2 separate regions of the Homo sapiens genome follow, and region 2 is linked to region 1. The links are chromatin loops, found by intact Hi-C in ENCODE. Cell type or tissue: heart left ventricle. All regions are shown on one strand. Each heading gives the region's core, and the rest is flanking DNA. Links, peaks and the distances in the headings are about the cores only.

Region 1 (6,859 bases), core at 946-4,945:
TATATATATATATATATATATATGTGTGTGTGTGTGTGTGTGTGTGTGTGTGTCTATATACATAAGCAAAATTGTATGGTAAGTGTGTGCTTAATATTTAAGAAATTGCCAAGCTGTTTTCTAAAGTGGCTTAAAATGCACTAACATGTCATTTCTTTGCTCATGCTGCATGTTTATTATGGCTTGAAGGGAGGCTCTGCCCAAGGACCTAGCTAATAGAGCAACTACCATTTTAAACATTCCTAGTTGCCATGACAGAGTTCTGCCTTTTCCAGAATGTCATAGAGTTGGACTCGTACAGCATGTAGACTTTCCAGATTGGCTTCTTTCAGTTAGTAATATACATCTAAATTTTATCCATGTCTTTTCATGGCTTGATAGCTCATTTCTTTTCAGTGTTGAATAACATTCCATTGTCTGGATGGATGACAGTTTATCCATTCACCCACTGAAGACATCTTGGTTGCTTCTGGGTTTTGACAATTATGAATAAAGCAAATATAAACATACCTGTGCATGTTTTTGTGTGGACATAATTTTTTTATTCATTTAGGTAAATATCAAAGAGATAATTTCTGGGTTGTATAGTGAGAGTGTAGTTAGTTTTGGAAGAAACTGATATGGTTAGGCTTTGTGTCCCCACCCCAATCTCATCTTGAATTGTAATCCCCATAATCCCCATGTGTCAAGGGAGAGACCAGGTGGAGGTAATTAAATCATGGGGCAGTTTTCCCCATGCTGTTCTCATGATAGTGAGTGAGTTCTCACGAGATCTGATGGTTTTATAAGGGGCTCTTCCCCCTTGGCTCAGCACTTCTCCTTCCTGCTGCCTTGTGAAGAAGGTGCCTTGCTTTCCCTTCACCTTCCGCCATGATTGTAAGTTTCCTGTGGCCTCCCAAGCCATGCAGAGCTGTTATACCTCTTTCCTTAATTAAACCTCTTTCCTTCATAAATTACCCAGTCTCAGGCAGTTTTTATGGCAGTGTGAGAACAGACTAATACACTGCCTAACTGTTTTCCAAAGTAGCTATACCATTTTGCATTTTCACCAGCAATGAATTAGAGTTTCTCCTGCTCCATGTGCATGTAACTCGGTGTCTTCATCTGTAAAACGAAGATAGGCATAGCTGCCCCTCCTTTCAAGGATGAAATGAATTAGTATGTGGCAAATGGTGCTCTGGCAGTACAGGCTAGTGCTGCTTTTGCTATCCCCATATGACAGGTGAGGAAATTAAAGGTTGAGGATCTATTTTGAGGATCGTAAGGTAGGGATGGGTCAGTTTGAGGTAAAAGGGTAAGGACTGAAGGAATATTTGATTTGGATGAGCAGAAGCAATGGAGAGATCTCCAAATTGCTAGACAAGGATAAGATGGCAGAAAATAGCCTGGGGGAACTCAGTAGTAAAAGGTAAGTGTAGTGAGGATGGAGTTCCAAAAATAATTTTTTGTCTATTTTTTTTTTCCTGTGGAGGCATCCATGCAGCTTGCTTTTTGCTGATAATCGTGAAGCGTGTTATCTCCTGGGGAGATAAATGGGGAATGGAGTCCCCCAAGCACAAATGTTCGGTCACAGTCTATTTTAGTTAAGGTTAGAACTGCAACCTGGTGAAAATCCAAGATTGGTTTGTGGAAAAAAGTTTCTTTTTTGCTTTCCTTTAAGAGCTAATTTCTATAAACAAAGTTTTCCAGGCAGGAAGAGGAAACTGAGTTCCAGTAAAAACAAGCCACTTGAGGAGAGCCAGGAAGGAAGCCTTGTGGGTGTTTGGGGCTACTAGCTTTTGTTCTGGATGGTCTTTTAGTCCACCGAGTGTGGCCAGAGAATTTAATTTTAACTTTGGAATGAAGCTGAGAAGGATCCTGTGGGCTTCTAGAGCCTTCACATTGGTGCCTTCTGATGGAGAGGGCATCCTGTTGTGCCTGAAGCCTCCACGTGTTTGCTATTCATGCCACCTGAGGAATTGCAAGCCCTTTTTAGTATCTGGCTTTCGTATAATGTTCCATTTCTTTTTAAAGTATTTGGTGATTGTTGTCTCCAAGGATCCATCACAACCATGCTGAGGTAGGCAGGCCAAGAGTCCTTATTCCCACTTCACAGATGAGAAAACAGTTTCTCAGAGAATACATTTCCTGCCTAAGGTCACACGACTGACAAGTGGTAGTGTTAAAGTTGAACTCGGAGCTTAATATTACACCCCACTGGATGTGGAGGTGTGGGTTTGTGGGGTTGGAGGAGTGCAGCTGTAAGGAGTGAGGATAGACTATAAAAGATTTGAAAACAGAGGCTCATATTTTCTGCACCGTTGAATCCCTGCTGCCTGGCCTGTGCCTGGCTTACACAGGAGGTCTCAGATATTTGTTAAAATTGATTAAAAGGAAACCACCAGGAGTCAGGATTGGCTTCAGACCAGGGAAGGACTGAGCCTTTATGTAGCAGGAACAGTAGTCCCCACTGGGGAGAAAGGGTAGGGGAATTACTTGGGGAGTCTGATGCACAGTAAGTAAGATTTTAATAAAAGACTGCCCAAGAAATGTGCTTTTAAACTGTATGGTGCAATGGCAACAAAATATATTTGCTTTCATTTATTTCAGTCATAGAGGAAGTAACACAGACACCTTTCTGTGCCTCCACGTTGCCTCAACATGTTGCCAAACAGCAGGCCTTCAGAGCCCAGCCCTTTTGTGTCTGTAATACCTGCCCCATCCTGTGTTCCCTCCTGCCTGATACCCTGTTTGCTCCAGGGACATGGTCATCTTCCTCCCCCACATGAAGCTTGTTGGAGCTAGTGGCTCCCCCATCATTGTGGTAGGGAGGCAAGAGGACTTTGCAGTCAAGTAGCCTTGGGGCTGTAGTGTCTCTTGACAAAGATCAAGGTTTTCCACATCCATCCCAGGCTTGACAGCAGCTCTCCCCTCCTTTGCCCTCTGCCATGGCCCAAACCACAGGCCCAGGTGTGCAGTCTGGATGAATCATATTTGGCTCCTTGAAGAACAAGTAGGGAAAACAGTCTGCTCTCAGGATGCTGAGAAAGAGAGACCTGAAAGCCCTTATTAGGTGTGGCCTCCCAGGCAGTATCTAAGGGCTGTGAAAGAGGACGCTTTGTTCTTCTTCCCCCTCCACCCCAGCCTCTGGCAGACTGGTCTCTGCTCTTTGACATGAAGGGATGCCAGATTCTCAGCTGCCTTGTGCAGCTGCCAGACCTTCACTAAAGAATATAGCTGCTGTTTCTGCAAGTGCAAGTGGTTTAGATTGCTGAGAAGACTCCTTTTGGTTTTGAATATTTAGCCTGGCTTGGGGAGATCCTAACCTAGTGAGTGTGTCTGTTATGCCGAATAAATACAAATAAATAATGACAGTAATAATAATGGTAATAGCAACACAGCAGTGAGCTTTAATTGAACAATTACTAAGTGCCAGACACTATTTTAATTGCTTGCATTCATTATTTTGCTGAGTCCTCACAACAAGGTAAGGTAGGTATGACAATTGCATTTTAAGATGAAAAACTTGAGACTCAGAGTTTACATAATTTTCCCAGGGATAAAGTATGTGTCTTAGTCCATTTGGTGTTGCTATAACAGAATACCACAGACTGGATAATTTGTAAAGACCAGAAACTTATTCTCTCACAGTTCTGGAGGCTGAGAAGTCCATGATCAAGTCCCCTGCATTTAATGGGGACTTTCTTGCTGTGTCATCTCATGGTGGAAGATAGAAGGGTCAAAAAGGGGTGAACTCTGTGTCCTCACATGGCAGAAGAGCAAGGGAGAGAGAACCCCACTGTCGCAAGCCCTTTTTATGGCAGCATTAATCCATTCATGTGGTTGGAGCCCCCATGACCTAAACAGCTCTGCAAAAGCCTCACCTTTATATACTGTTGCACTGGGGATTAAGTTTCCAACACATGAAATTTGGGAACACATTCAGACCATACCAGCTTGTGATAGCAAGTACATGATGAAAACTGGGTTCCATTGCAGGCCATTCTGACCCCAAGTTCAGCCTTGTAACCACTATGCCCGATGACTTCTTTCATGTGCTGAGCTGGGGGTGACTTCATTCGTGTATGTGGATATTACATGATGGCCTTTGCTGCTGTGTTTCTTCCCCTAGATGGAATTCAGTGAAGCAGCTTTGCGGGAGAATGTACACTCCTCCACCACCCCTCCCACAGACCTGCCTGCAAGGTCTATGAACCTTCATCCATGTGCTTTGGGAGCCTCTCACCTCACCTCCTGCTGTCATTATACCCCCTAGTCCCTTCTGTCCTCACTGACCTCCTCATTCTTCCTCAAACACATCAAGCATTCTCCTGTCTTAGGCACTTAGTGCTTCCTGTTCTTTCATTCTGGAATGTTCTTCACCCCACTGACTGCTGAGTTCACTCCCTCACTTCACTCAGATCTGCTAAATGCCACCTTAGCTGAAAGGCTGTAAGTCTCTAATCATTGGGTATAAAAAAGCATCCTCTCCTCTGATTCCCCATTTCACTTATCTGGGGCTCTATCCCTTTCCACTGCTTCATTCCCATTCAGCGCTCACATCACCACCTGTCATAATATACAAGCAGATGCTTGGTCAGTGTTGTTTTCTGCTATGTCTTTGCATTTAGAACAGTGCATGGCCCACACAGCATGCTCAGTAAATAGTTGCTGAATACTGTATTCGTGAATGAAATGGCCCAGGCACACCATTCCAGATGATGAGGCCAATTTCACATTATAACCTCAGGTAAATATTGACATATCAAGGTAGAAGCTGATGAAATCCAGCAGTTTCTATTAAATATAGTGGCCAAAAATAACACAAAAATTTAAAATAAAAATATGAAAAATGCTTATATTATTCTCATAGACAGGTTATGTGCTTGTAATCATTACATTAAAAGTTAGAGTTTGGGATTTGATCCCACTTAGGAAGAGTTGTTTTATTATTAGCCATATGAATGGGCATTTAGAACTCCATGTAGAAATTACTCATGGCTTCTCCATGAAGTCTTCTATTAGGCTGGTGGAAACGTAATTGCAGGTTTTACCATTACTCTTAATGGCAAAAACCGCAATTACATTTGCACCAACCTAACAACTTTCCCAGTAAGAATTAATACCTGGCCGGGCACAGTGGCTCACGCCTGTAATCCCAGCACTTTGGGAGGCCGAGGCAGGCGGATCATGAGGTCAGGAGATTGAGACCATCCTGGCTAACACGGCGAAATCCCGTCTCTACTAAAAATACAAAAAATTAGCTGGGCGTGGTGGTGGGCGCCTGTAGTCCCAGCTACTCAGGAGGCTGAGGCAGAAGAACGGCGTGAACCTGGGAGGCGGAGCTTGCAGTGAGCCGAGATCATGCCACTGCACTCTAGCCTCGGCAGCAGAGCGAGACTCCGTCTCAAAAAAAAAAAAAAAAAAAAAAAAAAAAGAATGGATACCTATGTCTTTGGAAATTCCAAAACACTTTATCTATACCTCTTAGTAAATAAGAGAGCTAGGCCAAAGTGATTCAAATAAGCATTGGATTTGGAGCCTGGCAAATACAAGTTCAAATCGTTCTTTCACACTTGATGGCTAGGTGACTGGCTGATCCTCATAACTGTTCTCACACTTCTGTTTCCACATTTGTAAAATGAGGGTGCAGTGATGCAGCTAGGATTTCATTCATTCAACAAATATTTCTTGAGTACCTATTATGTGCCAGGGACTTTCTATATATTTGAGATACTTCCTAGAAGAAAACATACAAAAATTCCTGAGCTTATGGAATTTATATTCAAGTGATCACGTGTATGAAAATGATTTGTATACCATTCATTGCCAGGCTAATGTTAAATATTTCAGCAGATACTGCTGGTTGCCTTCTTGCCATCTATCTACCCTGTTTTTGCTGACTTCCAGACCCTCAATTATGTTTTGGTCTCTGTCTCTCCCACATGATTCTGGGAACACTGACCACATCTATAGCCCCAGGAATAAATCCTCACCACAGTTGTCCCATAACCATTTTATCAGCGATTGATGTAGGGAGGGGAATGTCACCCAGGTGTGGACAATAGATGGGAAAAGAGACTTTCTAGAAGGTTTATGGGAAAGGTATCCTTTCTTCTATGAGGAGAAAACAAGAGATAGCCTCATTTTTGCCTCTGGAAATTGTCATGTCCCGATGTTACATCTGGAACTGGCAGAGAGGACGTAGGTAACTTCCCAGACTAAGGACACAGCCAACAGTGAAGATGCAGGGTGGAGCAATAGAAGGGATCTGGGTTCTCCATGATACTGTCAGCCACAAAATCACCCCAACTTGAAACTTACCCCACCTTTGTACTTGCTCCTATGGTTTCAAATTACTAAAGCCAATGTGAATTAGTGTTTTCTGTCATATGCATGTAGAAACACTTTGATTGATAAAAGTTATTATGATACCATTTCTGCTATTTGTCGGCAGGATCATTGGGAGTTGGGTTTGTTTCATATTTATATCTGTATTTGTGTTCCTGGTCACATATAGCCCCATGTTTTATATCGATAGACAATGAATGCATATTTCAATGAAAATGTATCTATAATCATGTATTTATACCTTTGTATTTATGTAATCTTTTAAGCTTTCTGCAGGTCTCAGGTTCAGTGCTTTGTATAGTTATATAAGAGAATAATCAATAGCAACTTACTTCCAAATCCTTTGGATCTGGCAGATCCAAAATTTTAAAAGACCCCAAATTTTAACATCCATGTACTTTCAGTCCAGATTCTCAGATTCAGTATGCCTGGGGTGGGTTTACTGGAAGCATTGGCGTATAGTGTAAGTCAACACAAATATCTTTTGTAAAACCCTGTGAGTGTGGCTGAGGCAGCAACTCCACTGAAT
Region 2 (6,859 bases), core at 1,842-5,841, 200 kb before region 1:
TCCAGCCTGGGCGACAGAGTGAGACTCCGTCTCAAAAAAAAAAAAAAAATTTAGCATCATTTTAAAATTCAAAAGCGGAGTCTTCATTGTGCTCTGTGTAATGGATTGAGAGTGAGTAAATCTCAGTATTACGTGGAATAATTGATGAAGGGGCAATATTTTGTTAGGTTAATGTAACTTAACAATTGAAGTAGTTTTGTCCTTTTTAATGAGTTTTGGTGGTTATTTCTTGTTTGTCCTTGAATATTTTGGTTTTCTTTAGTAGAATGGGGGTAAATTTGTATGCTTAAGGTGCAAAATTATTTTCTCACTGAAAATAATACAGTGTTGTTTTCAACTTTGGATGATTTGCCCTATTAAGAGGGATTTTCAGGAAAGAATTGCTCTTATAAAGTGGAGAACTGTACTGGTAGTCAGAGTCTCAGTAAAGGTAGCCTCCTGGGCCAGGTTCCTCTAGGGTCTTTCACACTCCTACTGGCAGAGCTAGGACCAACTGTTCTCCCCACTTCATATTTAAAATGCCAGGATAAATTCCAAAATACTGAGCCTCATGACAGATGTACCTTGATAGCCATGACTCCAATTCTATTTCTGGACTAGAAGTTCCCAGGAGCTTAAACCAACAAGAAGTGTGGCTTATTACAATGGATCTTTCATAGCACAGATCTTTCAGTAAATGCTGGCTGTTTCTTTCAAAAGAAGTAGAGGAAAAGTTACAAATATGGGTGCAAATGTACGTATGGATGATACAGATATTTATGAACAGAAAAAAGACTAAAGGAATTGTATCAAAACATTGGCAATGGTTATCTCTGTATAGTAGAATGACGTGATTTTCTTAATTTTTTAATTTTTATTTTTTGCTTTGCAGGATTATATACAATGGACATTCATTAATTCAACACACTTTTTTCTTTGCATGGTTACCACATATTAGGCAATGTGGTGGATCTTGGGGATATAAGTGTGAAACAGACACAGTCCCAACCCCAGAGCTAACATTGTGTGGGAGACAGATAAATATAAAGACAAGATGTACTGCACAACTTGAAAGCCACCCTCAGTATCGTGTACATCACAGACTTGTCTATTTAACACCTGTTAAGTGGACAGTTACAAAAAACCACCTCAAGGAGATTCTTAGCTGCTGCACCTAGCTGCAGTGTGTGAAAGGCAAATGGATCTTACAAAATGCAAAGATTTTAGTAGCTGAGGAGGACTGCTAAATAAAACTGGGTTAAGATGAATTAATGTCCAATATATAATTAATTATTGTATAAATTATATATAATTTTCTATAATTATATATACAAATAATATAATCTGTATTATTATAATCCATATAATTTTGGCCATATTGTACCAAAGGCTTCCAAATGTAATAGGAAGTGGGAGATGAAGTACTCTTTCTTTTTGATTCTCTTACCTCCAAATCCACTCCTTCTAATCTTCTTCATTTCAGTAAATGGCACTATTTTGCACTCTGTTACTTAAGCTAAAAACCTAGCTATCATTTTGATTCCTTTCTTTCCACCATCCCTCATAGCCAATCTATCTATAAGTCATGATAACTGTCTTCAAAATATATGCTGAATCCATTCTCTTCCCTCCCTCTGTGCTGTTCCCTACCTAGTCCAAGTCACCTTTCTTGACATCCTGGACTAACGTAATAGTTTCCCAGTTGGTCTCCTTGTTTCTACTCTTGTCCCTCTAAAATTCATTCTCCATACTTATGATCTTTACAAAATGTAAATGAGATCACACCACTCTGCTGCTTAAACTTTTCAATAAGTTTCCATCTAACCTGGAATAAAATCCAGGCTCCTACTGCAGCCTCCACTGGCCATGTGACCTGGCTACTGCTAGCCTCTCTGGCTTCATCTTCTATCACTCTCTGCCTGGTTCACCATATTTGAGTGGTTATATTTGTTATCTATGACTGTATAACAAATTACCACAGACTAACATAAACAAGAGCAATAAGCATTTAATGTCTCATAGTTTCTTTGGGTCAGGAATTAAAAGTTAGCTGGGTGATTTTTGCTCAGAGGATCTCATAAAGCTGCAGTCAAAGATCAGGAATTAAAAATTAGCTGGGTGGCTCTGTCTCAAGGGATCTCATAAGGCTATGGTCAGCATGGGCTGCAATAATCTGGAGGCTTGACTGGGGCTGGAAGATCTGTTTTCAGGATGGTCTCATTCACATGGCTGTTGGCAGAAAGCCTCAGTTCTTTGCCATGTGTATTGCTCCACTGAGTTGCTTGAGTATCCTTACAACATGGCAGCTCATGTCCCATAAATTGAGTAATTCAAGAGAGCAAGACTGAATTTGCAATGTCTTTTATGACCTGGGCTTGGAAGGCACATTCCTTCACTTTTGAAATGTCTTCTTGGTTACATAAATCAGCTCTATCCAGAGGGGGAGGGGAGTGCTTAAGGACATGAATCGCAGGAGGTGAGAATCACTGGAGGGGATCTTGGGGGCTGGGTACCCTTAAGCATTTCTCAAAAATGCCAGACCTTTCACATCCAGGACCACTGCAGTTGCTAGTCTCTCTGTTTCTGATTCCTTTCCCTCTACCTTTTCACAAATCTGGCCTCTTGTTCATCTTCTACATGTCAGCTCAAATGTCTCTTTCTTGGATAACATTTTTCTAATAACTGTATCTAAGGGAGATATTCTACCACCCCATTATTTAGATTATAGCATCCACCATAATCTGTTTACTCATTTATGTAGTGATTTACTGTCTTCCTCCTTATCTATAGAATGTAAATGCCAAGAACAACCAGGGTCTATTGTCACCCCAGCACCCACCACAAAATCTAACAAATATGAAGAGTTCACTAAATATCATTTGAATGAATGAGATGTTTAAGGCTAAGATGGGTTTTATCAGACATTTTCTCTTTTAATCAGGAAGGGGCTTGGGAATAGGATGGAAGCAAGAGGAGGAAATAAGGTCCCTCCTGGAAGCAAATTGAGGGCTGGGCTGAGGGGAAGAGGATACTGGAATGTGGCTCCTCCTTTGATGGGCACCACCAGACACCATGAAAGTCATGCTCAAAGGCAGTGTCTATTACCATAAGCTCCACTGGGCCACACCAAAATTTTATTCTGACTCCAGGAGGAGGGGATTTCCACTGGGATTCTGAAGGTTTTGCCAGAAAGTAGCAGAATGAGAAGGTGAGATGAGGTCACAGACATCTTGAGTGGAGGACGTAGTGGTGGGAATGACTGGGCGTGTTTGTGGAGAGGCCCAGGTACTAGCTTCTTTTCCCATCACTTATCTCTAGATTATTCTATCTGGGAATACCTAGAGCCAGGCAGAACAATGTGAGGAAATTTGCACAGAATGTTATCTCTGCACTTTGCCAAATAATTGGTAAACCCCAGGGAGCCGGCCCAGCCTCTGCACTGACCTGGATCCTTATTTGGAGGCAGGGAAGGAAAGCTGTCAGTGCTCCCCGGCCTCACTTGGGAGTGAAGTCCTACAGCTGGAATCCCTTCTGTGTCTGCGGCGGGGGTGGGGGCCAGGTTCAGGGCTGCTCAGTGGCCAATCCAACCTGAAAGGTATTGCTGGGATGTTTTTGTTCAGCAAGGAATCATGTGGCTTCCCTAAAAGCCTCCTCTGGGCCCCCAGAGAAAGCCTTATCTCTGTGCATGGTGTTAAAGTATGATTTTCCAAAGGTTAAAAAAATGTGACTCTAAAAACAAAACCAAAAAAGACATGCAATAACAAAAGGGATGCATGTCAAAGATTTTTTATTCAACTCATTTATTAGAGAAGGAGTAATATGTTAAAACCTGTCCAAAAAGCATGTAAGATGCTTGAGATACACACACACACACACACACACGCACACACACAGGCGTGTGTGTGTGTATATATATGTGTGTGTATATATATATGCAATTTAATATGTATTGCAATCTATGGGATATCTTCTCCCCTAGACTGAAATTATTTGCATCTGGACTAGACAAAATTCCATGAGCCAGCCTCTGCCTCTACAGAGTTGTAAAATAGCCCAGGAAATAGAAAGTCAAATTCAGCACTACAGTGAAGGAATGCTCGGTAATCTTCTTCACCTATTTCTAGAGTTCAGATAATTTTTCTGCTAATAGATTGCTTTGAAAGCTCTCTTCCCAGGTGATTTGATGACAGCTAAAAGGTGCCTCATAGCAAAAGTTGATCCTGACAGCCTGAACTGGCATCAGATTCCTTTCCATGAATATTTTCAAGCCTGTCCTGTGGGCAATAATCATAGTTCATATTATTAAATACCTGGTCTGTGTCAAACACACTGCTAAGTGCTTTTCATGGATAACCTTGTTTAATCCTCAATAAAAATCAATTATTCTGATCTCCATTTTGCTGAAGAGAAAACAGAGGCTGAAAGAAATTCAGTAATTTGCTGAGGGTCACACAGCAAGCCAGGAAATGGTGGATCCAGGATTTGAAGATATACAGGCTGATCCTTGAGCTGCAAGAAGTTGTGCTAAACACTGTATGTCATAGAGAGATTAATTAAACACTGTCCCTGCTCAAAGTCATCTTGGAAATCTCGCTTTACTATCAAAACAAAACCTCATATTTTAACCTGAAAATTGGGATACTACTCATGCCTTCCCACAAGCTGACTGAGGATAAATGAGATTATGTGGATGCTCTTTATTAACTTGAAGTCACTGGGAAGGCCACTGTTGTCATTAAGGAGCTCAAGAGCCTCATTGGGAGTGTCATCTTTTGGGCTCGTGGTAGTACAGACATTTCTGTGGGGAAGAGGGAATTTGAGGTTTTCATGGTCAAGCTCAACGATGAGCTGTTGGGGGGTACAAGCAGGGTCAGGAATAGTGATGCAAAATTTAAGGGAGTACCAAAAAGCTTAGTAATCAAGATAGATAACATTTTAATACAACGTCCTTAAAAAATAGTCACAGTCAATGTAGACAATCAATGATCAATGATGAACAAAATATCACACATTAAACCAAAGCCAGGATCAGTTTTACTGTTGTTTTTTTTTTTTCTTTAGCTCCAGTGTGACTCAGCATGGCACAAGCTAATAAGCCATTCCTTGAAGGAATTCACCGGAAGACAGTATTGTGGGGTCCTCCCAGTTGTGTCCTGGAGTGGTTGCTGCTCTTAGATACAGATCCAGATCAAGTAGAGCAATTAAAAAATGTTTAATGTTCTTTGCTACTTTTTTGAAGCATAAAGAAAAAAGAGCATATCATACCTCCCTGAATTTTCACAAAATGAGCACATCCAAGTAACTAGCACCCAGATGTAGAAAAAGAATGCTATCAGCACTGCAGGGAACCATCCCCCCCTGCTTGTGTCCCCTTCCAGTCATAACTTAAGAGCCATTTTCCGTGTGGGGACTCATTCATCAAGTAGTAATTTTTGCCTTGTAGAGATATGTGCATATCTGACCTAGGAGTGCAAACTAGATTCATACAAATACTTGGTCCATGAAATGCTTTCATTATTGGCCCATGGGCAAGGCCTCTTTTAATTTTTTTTTATTAAGGTACTAATTTACTTATTTTAAATAAGACCACAGCATGAAAAATAGAACACGGACAGCAGCTTCCATCTACCTCTGTAGAGCTCTCACATTCCTTCCCTATGCCTGCCCGCCCTGGGAGTAACTGCTTTGACTGTAGCCTGAGAGTGTACTCATAGGCAGTTCCATCTGCAGAATTTCTGACATCAGACAATCAGAGCCCTGTCCATGATGTATTGTCTGACCATCCCTTCAGAGTTCTGTCTTCTTCACTTGGGGTCCCTGGAACCCCTTTGCTTTGCCCTTGGGTAGGAGAGGCCAAGGAACAAGCCGCATGACAGGCAGTGCTAAAAAAAAAAAAATTCCAGGGGTCAGATCTGTCTGGGTTGGGGCTGACAGCTGGTTAGTGGAAGGGTGGGGACTCTAGCTAGGCTCTTCTGGGACGTGGAGGAGCACTTGCTTACGAAACCTGGTTGGGGTGAGGGGGAACCAAAAGGGATGGTTGTTGGGGTCTCAGCTGGAGGGGCTTCAGCAGCCGGAAATGGGATTTAGATGGCCAGAGTCAGGGGCATTCAAGTTTTTTGTGTTTGTTTGTTTTCAGCTGAAAAATGCAAGGGAAGAAGCCCCCAGAAATGTATGTCAGTGAGAAGTTAGCAAGGTGAGGATGGGCAGCCCCAATGCAATATTCAAAATGCAAATCAATCTAGCAGCATCACTCCTTTGCTTAAAACCACTTGCATTACTGTGGGATGAGCATACGTTCAGACAGACAATGGCTTCTCGTCCCAGCTGTTAGTCATATGCTCTTGGACAAATTACATTATTTTTTCACCCTCAGTTTCCTCATCTATAAAGTGCAATGAATCATACCACTTGCCTCAGTGATATTGCATGGGTGAAAAAGAAAACAAATGAAAGCCCTCAGACATTAGCACATACTAACCATGAAATAAATATTGCACTATTATTATTCATGTTGGTATTATTATGAATATGGGATGGAATCTGGACTTCATAGCATGGCAGAGGAATCTCTCTGGCTTCTGCCCATTGCTCTGTCTCATCTCTCCCTTCTCAGGGCCCAATACGACATGAGCTAGAGAGGAATGCCTCTACCACCTCCCAACCCACACACAGCCAGCAGAAATTGGGTAGCCTTTGCTCAGGCTGTTCCTTCTGCTTACATGACCTTTCTCACCTGAGTAGATGCAACTGGGCTTCTTGACTGGCCTGGTGCACCCATCTGCCAGCTGCTTTGAATATTGGTTGCTAATAGCTCATTGCTGTACTATTTTCCAGAGAATCAGCCTTAGTTATGGAGGGTCCCAGAGGGGAAATGCCTGGA

Evidence for each region. A loop is a pair of places that touch in the nucleus more often than their neighbours do. Peaks named below come from ENCODE experiments on the same cell type or tissue, not always from the same donor. Only the 100,000 strongest peaks of a DNase experiment are listed, where the experiment ranks them.
Region 2: it touches region 1 in a loop (1.8-fold over the local background); 1 of 110 quality-filtered maps calls a loop at or near these places.

What each region holds. Positions count from the first base shown.
Region 1 is chr12:105,656,808-105,663,666 of GRCh38, forward strand. No RefSeq gene overlaps it. Among named protein-coding and RNA genes, the nearest start is that of CASC18, 44 kb to the right of the region's middle. In heart left ventricle, for the core only: no CTCF peak of the experiment used is centred there; a DNase peak (open chromatin) is centred at 3,140; H3K27ac peaks cover 2,365 bases.
Region 2 is chr12:105,456,694-105,463,552 of GRCh38, forward strand. No RefSeq gene overlaps it. Among named protein-coding and RNA genes, the nearest start is that of C12orf75, 130 kb to the left of the region's middle. In heart left ventricle, for the core only: no CTCF peak of the experiment used is centred there; a DNase peak (open chromatin) is centred at 3,428; H3K27ac peaks cover 495 bases.